Regions from separate parts of the Homo sapiens genome. Here region 1 is linked to region 2. Evidence: chromatin contacts called from ENCODE Hi-C or POLR2A ChIA-PET data. All regions are on one chromosome and are shown on one strand. The core of a region is the stretch at or near the end of the contact, and the rest is flanking DNA. Distances in the headings are between cores, read along the strand shown.

Region 1 (4,169 bases), core at 186-2,685, 170 kb before region 2:
GTCCACGCCTCCAAAGTCCACCCTAACAAGCCACTCCACCCCAACAGAAGCTCCCTCAGTAACCTAACTTGCTGACCCAAGACCCCAGAGTAATGTATTAGCAGGGTGGCTGCCACAGTGAACACTGCCCAGGGCACTTGCTCCTTTGTAATCAAGGTGGCAGGTTGGGGAGCAGGAGACTGGGGGCACGTGGGAGATTAGGGAGGTACCCAGATGGGTTTCATTTCTCCCCTCTGAAGCCAAGATAGCCCCTTCTAGGGCAGGACAGCAGCTGCCAGGCTACACGCTCTAGAATAAGACTATCCAAGAGATGTACTTGGTATGTTCTAGTAGCCATATTAAAAGCCAAACAAAGGCCAGGCACAGTAGCTCACACCTGTAATCCCAGCACTTTGGGACGCTGACGCAGGTGGATCACCTGAGGTTGGGAGTTCGAGATCAGCCTGACCAACATGGAGAAACCCTTTCTCTACTAAAAATACAAATTAGCCAGGCGTGGTGGCTCATGCCTGTAATCCCAGCTACTGGGGAGGCTAAGGCAGAAGAATCACTTGAACCCGGGAGGTGGAGGTTACGGTGAGCCAAGATCGCACCATTGCACTCTAGCCTGGGCAACAGGAGTGAAATTCTGTCTCAAAAAAAAAAAAAAAAAAAAAAAAAAAAAAGCCAAACAATAAAGATTTTAATGATCTATTTTATTTAATCAAACATACCCAAAATATCACTTCAACACATAATCACACAAAACATACAAAAATAAATATAAAACATTAAAAATATATATATTTTTTCCTTCGAGACAAAGTCTTGCTCTGACACCCAGGCTAGAGTGCAGTGGCATGATCTTGGCTCACTGCAACCTCCACCTCCCGGGTTCAAGCAATTCTTCTGCCTCAGCCTCCCCAGTAGCTGGGATTACAGGCCCCTGCCACCAGGCCTGGCTAATTTTTGTATTTTTAGTAGAGACGGGGTTTCACCATGTTGGCCAGGCTGGTCTTGAATTCCTGACCTCGTAATCTGCCTGCCTCGGCCTCCCAAAGTGCTGGAATTATAGGCATGAGCCACCTTGCCCAGCCTAAAGAGATCTTTTACATTCTTTTGTTCATATTGTCTTCTGAATCCACCAAGCATTTTTACACTGCACACCCCGACTAGGACTAGCCACAGCCTCAGTGCTGAGAAGCCACATGTGGCTGATGGCTACCGCATTGGAAAAAGCAGAATGAACATTTCAATTATTGCAGAAAGTTCTAGACAGTGCAGCTGACCTTTTTCATCAGATCCCGAGATTTGAGGGGTGGGAGGCTGGCATGTGTGCGGCTCTTCTCTCTGAATTACCAGAGGGACCAACTTCTCTGACAGCTGGGGGCTGACAGGAAATACCTGTTTGTCAGGCTATGAAAAAGCTTTCCCCTCGGTCTTCCTCAGGCTTGGGCAGGGCTGGGGGTTTCCATGACTCATGACACCTGCGGAGCCCAAAGCATCCCCTAGGGAGCTGAACCAACACTCGCACCACAGAAAAATGCAGCTTGGGGGTGGGAGGAGGGGGTGGGAGGGGGAGATGGGAGATAAAGGCTGGACAAATCCCCAAGAACACCAAGTTACCAACTGCAAAGGGAAGACTCCAGGGGACTCCCAGCTGCCGGCCCGCAAGTCTGCTCTCTCCAGAGATGACCAAGAAGGGGAGGTGGAAATCACCGAAATGTGCAACCCCAGACACAGGTTGGACAAATCCAACTACATCCACATAATCGAGTATCAGGCAGTGCTTAAAAACTCTACAGTGAACATCTACAACTAATAATAAAAACTACGCTTTGTTAAACAACCACATCGAGCTAGAATGTTTACCTAAACTACCTCTTGTAATTATTGCAGTGGAGTCATGAGTTAGGGTAGTATTATTCCCATGCTACGAGAGAAAGTGAGGGTGAGGTTCCTCAAACTAAAATTCACTTAAGCAAGATGGTCCAGCCAGCAAGGGGCCAAGGCCACACTGAGCCAAAGCCCCTCAGACTCCAAAACCCAAAACCGACCTTATTACTACACTATTGCCTTCCCGTGGTGTTTTTGGGGCAGAGGAGGTGAATCAGATACATATCCACCTGCAGACAAGGACAAAGAGGGAGCATAGAAATATGAAAAGTTTGGTTAGGTGGGGGCCCTGAACCAGTTGTTTTTACATTCTTATGGTGTGTAGGCAATGCATCGTTTTTTAAAGGCTATCTTCTAGGAAAAGAAAAAAATGAGAAAAGTACCAAGAACATCAACTATGCACAAGCCATCCTGGTCACCCCTGAGGTCTGATGCCCCATGCTCCCCCATAGTGGGTGGGCTGAGACTAGAACCACGGTGCTTCAAGTAAGATTGAAAACACATACACTGTTTCTATCAAAGAACCAACTGGAAGCATGGTTGATGGCAACCCCTTGGTGACACCAATACCTGGTACAAAATGGAAGAAACATCAACAAAAAATATTAACAGCAAACATGTGTATGATATGCCAGCACTGGTATAAGCATTCTGCCTATGGTAATTACACTAACTTATTTAAGACGCACAATAACTCTCCTGAGGGAGATACTGCTACCATCCCCATTTTACTGATAAAGCAACTGAATCACAGGGAGATCGCAGCTTGCTCAAGACCACACAGCCAGGGAGTGGCAAAGCTGGGATTCAAACCCAAGCAGTCTGGCTCCAGAGCAGGGCTGTTTGCCGTATTGCCTCTCTTAGAGCACTAATAACAAACCTCTGCTGCCTGCATCCGAGCAAATCACCCAGCTCAGGTGGAGACTGCAGGCAGGCACCTTCTTGGATGAAGAACTAATCCCTCCTGGGTTAATGAGGACAGAGAAGGGGCAGAGTCACAGGAAGCATGCATGCGCAGGCCTGTGGACCCTGGGGGATGGCCATCTCAGGGGCAAACGGGTTGCACTGTAGAGCCCACAACGAGTTCAGGTCAACCCCTCGGTCTGGGAGCACCCAGAACCAGGAGGTGAGAGAACAGCTCCCTCTCACTGGCCAGCTCCCAGAGGATTCAAACGGACTATCCTCCTGAAGTGTCATAGCCCGTGGCCATAGTCAGCAGGTACTGATTCCACAGGTGCTATCAGAGCTGTCCCAGGGCTCCCGTCCCAATCCCTCTCAAGGTAAGAGTTCCCTGAAGATCTGAACCATCCCTTTCTGACCCATAAGGGCATCTTTCCCTGGCTTTATGGGACAGAGCCCTCCCACATGCTTACCTTAGTGGAAGACAGGCAGAGCTTTCCAGATTATGCCCGTTTTATAGACAGGAACACTGAGGCACCTGGGAGTGTAAGTCAAGCTGACTTTGCTCTGTGCTGCTGGGAACAGCTCTGGCTCTGGGCCAGGATAAGCCGGCTCCTGGCACTAAATCATTATTCTCCAAGCCGCTGAAGGAGATGAGCATAATTCATGAGCCTTCAGTGCACTTCCTGCAAAGGAGCAGCCCTCCCAAGGGCACGTGCTACTCAGGTAAGGCAGCATCTGCTCAGGCAGATGGCGGCAGGGATGTCCTCTCAGGGAAGGCATCCCCCCGCCACAGTGCTCCTCCCTCATGGAGTCCCTCAGGACTGCGGTGCTTCCTGCCCATGTGAAACTCAGAGAGAAGTGAGAAATGTCCAGCCCTTCTCCCTGCCCAGGCCCCATCCCCGTCTGTACCCACCCTTCAAGCAGGCTCCAGGGTCTCTGCCGGCCTCCTCAGGTCATCTCTTTCCCCGGAACCCTCAAACCCCACAGCTGCACCCCATCATGGCACTGCTCACTGTCTGCCTTCTCCCCCCCATATCCCAACTCACTCAACAAACGTGACTGTGCCACAGCCTGCGAGAGGCCCTGGGAAGGTAAAGACAGACTTTGCCCTGGAAATATTCACAGACCTGCAACTGAGTTGAAACCACTGACTGAGGTGGGTAAGAATGGCCGGCTGACTGCGGACCAGCCTCACAGAGCCAGGCTGGGCACAGCTGCTGGATCCCGGCAGGTGCCTTCACAGATGTTTGGGTAAGTCATTAAACCTCTCCAGACCTCAGAGACTCATCTTTTAAACTCCCTTCCATTTCTTCTATGAAGCAACCTGCCAGGGTCTCTATACTTCCCACGGGGCCAAGCACAACATCTTCACTATAGGAAACAACCCATAA
Region 2 (4,095 bases), core at 780-3,279:
GAAAGGCTGGGCTGGGCATGGTGACCCACGTCTGTAATCCCAGCACTTTGGGAGGGCGAGGCGGGTGGATCATTTGATGTCAGGAATTCAAGACCAACCTGGTCAACATGGCGAAAACCCATCTCTACTAAAAATGCAAAACTTACCCGGGCATGGTGGCACGCGCCTGTAATCCCAGCTACTGGGAAGGCTGAGCCAGGAGACTCGCTTGAACCTGAGAAGCCGAGGTTGCAGTGAGCAGAGATTGTGCCACTGCACTCCAGCCTGGGAGACAAAAGCAAGACTGTCTCAAAACAAACAAACAAACAAACAAGAGAGAAAGCCTGAATAATGACATATGAAAAGTTGACTATTCAGAAAAAAATAAGTTTAGATCTTTATCTTCCAGTTTATATCAAAATTAGTCCCAGGTGGGTTTAAAAGCCAAATGAAGGAGTAAGAGGAAATGGAGGAAGGGAAGGGGGGAAGAGGAGCAGAAAAGAAAAAATATAGATCTGAAATGTCTGTGTGATACTCAGATGGGAGCAGTTTTACAATTAAAAAAAAACAAAAGGGAGAAAGAATAAAGGAAAACATCAAGGCCGGGAGTAGTGGCTCAAGCCTGTAATCCCAGCACTTTGGGAGGCCCAAGGCAGGCAGGTTGCTTGAGCCCAGGAGTTCAAGACCAGCCTGGGCAACATAGCGAGACCTCCTCTCTACAAAAGATACAAAAATTAGCCGGGCGTAGTGGTGTGCACCTGTGGTTCCAGCTACTAGGGAGGCTAAGGTGGGAGGATGGCTTGAGCCGGGAGGCGGAGACTGCAGGGAGCCAAGATCACGCCACTGTACTCCAGCCTGGGTGACAGAGTGAGGCGCTGACTCAAAAATAAAAAACTAAAGAAAGAAAAAGAAAAACATCAAAAGGTCATCCCACATCAAAATGTCGTGTGGTGTATCAAATATCACCAAAAACAAAATCAGAAGGTAAAATTCTAAGCTTAGAAAAATATTTGCAACACATTCGACAGAACTGACATTTTTAAAGTGCTTCTGTACGTCAACAAGAGAAAAAATAGAAAATAGAAAAGCAGACCAAGGATATGAATAGGCAACTCACAAAAGGAGAAAGTCAGATGTTCACAACTATTTTTAAAATGCAGCAGACACGTGGTCTTGGAGACGCAACAAGCAGGGCCGCGGACCAGGCGTTAGGTAGGAAAGGCATTCACCCCTTCTCCAGCTGCGGGGCGGGGCCCCGGGTCCCTCTCTGGAGGGGCCTCCAGGGAGCGGAGCTCTGGGATGCCGTTTCCCCGGGGCGTCTGGGAGGGGCTGGAGAAACAAGCATTTCCTAGGGCTGAGCCCACTTGCCCTCTAGGGGGTGACGATTTCTCTCCCAGTCTTCCCCCCGACTTGGCTGGACTCCGAGGGGAGGGCGCTGGCGCTTCCAATGGCACAGCAGCTCGTGGGGAGCTCGGGCGCTGCCTCTCGGGCGGCTTCCCCAGCCCTCCTGACTCGCGGCCACCGGAGGGCGGTGCTGTCCAGGAGACGCCGGAGCTGGGCGCTCACAAAGGCCCCTTTCTCCTCCACCGAAGATGAGTCATAGCCCAGGCGGGGTCGGAAGGGCAGCCGCTCCAAGGCGACTGCAGAGCCGCGACTGCAGAGCCACGCCTCCGAGTCACCCTGGACGCCTGCGCCGGCCGCGTCTGCTTCTCCTTGGCTTGGCAGGCCACAGGGAAAACTGGGTCAGGCCGGTGGCCTAGTTCGCTGGTTCACAGCGTGAACGCCGGCAGTAGGTGACTAGGAAGGGCATCTCCACTTACTGTCTGGCTCATTCACGTGACAAATATCTGAAGAGCCCCGTGACTGACAGCCAGTTGCTAGTGCACTCCCAAGGCCCGGGTCACCTGAGTTTAGAATGTGTCATCTCAATACCCTGGGGGCTGGGCCTGCCTGGGCAGGTCGCCAAATCACTGGTCTTGTCACATCTCAGGTTCAGTTGCCCACATTGCAAAACATCCCCTGGCCCCCTGGCATTGGATTCCCTTGTGATCTAACCCTGCCCCACCCCTCTGACTGGCTCCCACCAGGTGGCCTTCACTTTGGTCCCCACCCCTGCCTGGCAATCCCCCTCCCCACATCCTGCTCCTGTGAGCCCAGGCCTGTCCTATGGCGGCCTGCAGTGACCTTCCACACCCACCCGAGCCCATTCAGTCTCCTCTCTGCTTCTGACTCTGCCCTAGGATGTCTGAGGATGTCATTTGTTTTTCCCTCCAAAATTCTTTTTGCTAATAAGAAGGACACTTTTGACACCCGGTCCAAAGGTGTAAGCTCCTGGGCCTCAGTGGAGCCAGAAGCAGCCTGTATAGGCCTGGTCTGCTCAGCTGGACAGGAGGAGATCTGGTAGGGATGGACCACTCCAGAGGAGAGGAGGTCAGCCATGGGCCTGAGCAGCATGAAGACCTCATGTGCCAGGAGGGAGGTCAGCAAGGGTGTGAGACCAAGGAGGGCACTGAGTCCAGAGTGCAGTAGCCCTTCCTCTTCTTTCTTTTCTTTTCTCTCTTTTTTTTTTTTCAGATGGAGTCTCACTCTGTAGCTTAGGCTGGAGTGCAGTGGCACAATCTTGGCTCACTGCAGCCTCCACCTCCCAGGTTCAAGCGATCCTCCTGCCTCAGCCTCCTAAGTAGGTGGAACTACAGATGCACACCACCAAGCCTTGCTAATTTTTGTATTTTTAGTAGAGATGGGGTTTCACCATGTTGACCAGGCTGGTCTCGAACTCCCAGCCTCAAGTGATCTGCCCTCTTTAGCCTCCCAAAGTGAACCACCAGGCCTGGCTCCTCTCCTTTTTTCTTTCCTTCCTCTTCTTTCCCTGCCCTCCCTTGTGGTTGCAGCCAAGGAGCTGGGCTGCAGCTGGCCCTCCCTCATGCTGAGTTTTGCTAACATAGTGCCTTCTTGTTCTCTCCCCCTCCCACCTTCCTGCCACCCCATGTGCCATTTCCCAGTGACTCTGGAGCTTCTGAGATGCCTCTGCCTGCATTATGGGTGGGCACACTGAGGCTCAGAAGAGCCAATGACTTGCCAGGAAGCACAGCCATTGGCAGGAGTGGGCAGAGTGGCAGAGGGATCAACTCTGTCTCACCCCAACTTGTGAGGACATGCCCAGAACACATGGGAAAGCAGGTGCACTGTGCTTTGCTGGGATGACAGCGTTCATAGACTTGAAGGCATCAATTTGACTTCAGCATTTAAAAAAATTTGTAATGTTTGCTGCAGAATATCCAAACAATAGAGATGTGTATAAAATAGAACCCAAACAAAAGTCCAATTCTCCCCCAACTCACTTCTCACTGTTGTAAACCAAAAATAATGGACCCCTCCTCTTGGCCAAAGGCATTCCAGGGTTACCTGAAAATCTAGTCAGGCCACGATGGAAGAGGGGGTGGGAGATGCCTCATTATACCCTCCAGCATTCACACCAACGGGGACCTTAGGTCTGATAAGAAACAATACAGTCTATTCTCCCTAAATCCTGCTACTTGGAGGCTTCGTCTGTGTGACAAAACCTAGGTCTTCACAACCTCTTATCATAACCCAGACATTCCTTTCTACCGATAATAACTCTTTCAATCAATTGCCAATCAGAAAGTTTTAAAATCTGACCTCTGGAAGCTGCACCCTACTTTGAATTGTCCTGCCCTTCCAGATCAAACCAATGTAAACCTTGCCTGTATTGATTGATGTATTGTCTTCCTAAAATGTATGAAAGCGGCCAAGTGCAGTGGCTCACGCCTGTAATCCCAACACTTTGGGAGGCCGAGGCAGGTGGATCACCTGAGGTCAGAAGTTTGAGAACAGCCTGACCAACATGGAGAAGCCTCGTCTCTACTAAAAATACAAAATTAACCCGGGCGTGGTGGCGCATGCCTGTAGTCCCAGCTACTTGGGAGGCTGAGGCAGGAGAATAGCTTGAACCCAGGAGGCGGAGGTTTTGGTGAGCTGAGATCACATCATTGCACTCCAGCCTGGATGACAAGAGCGAAACTCTGTCTCAAAAAAAAAAAAAAAAAAGGAAAGAAAAGAAAAAAAATAAAAAGGAAAGCAAGCTGTACCCCGACC

What was found. A loop is a pair of places that touch in the nucleus more often than their neighbours do. ChIA-PET counts read pairs that join two places held with the same protein, here RNA polymerase II (POLR2A). Pooled maps may share reads with other maps.
Region 1: a pooled map shows a loop between it and region 2 (2.7-fold over the local background). The contact joins the enhancer-like site here to the promoter of LINC03146 in region 2. A Hi-C loop is called at or near these places in 1 of 168 maps with a recorded cell type or tissue (GM23248) and 2 of 50 pooled maps. POLR2A ChIA-PET finds 5 or more read pairs at or near these places in 4 of 52 experiments (GM10248, MCF 10A, PC-9 and 1 more).

What each region holds. Positions count from the first base shown.
Region 1 is chr17:27,504,060-27,508,228 of GRCh38, reverse strand. The region is part of intron 1 of KSR1 (kinase suppressor of ras 1); the gene reads right to left. Among named protein-coding and RNA genes, the nearest start is that of KSR1, 50 kb to the right of the region's middle. RefSeq lists enhancers at 1,347-1,556, 1,260-1,857, 3,752-4,046, 3,243-4,169. Within about 2 kb of position 1,435, at least 2 of the 41 ENCODE cell types and tissues checked have a DNase peak (open chromatin) inside an H3K27ac peak, as active enhancers do.
Region 2 is chr17:27,330,429-27,334,523 of GRCh38, reverse strand. LINC03146 (long intergenic non-protein coding RNA 3146) reads right to left here and starts at 2,029. Exons shown (of 3, transcript XR_007065677.1): 1 at 1,097-2,029; 2 at 147-264. RefSeq lists an enhancer at 1,429-1,978.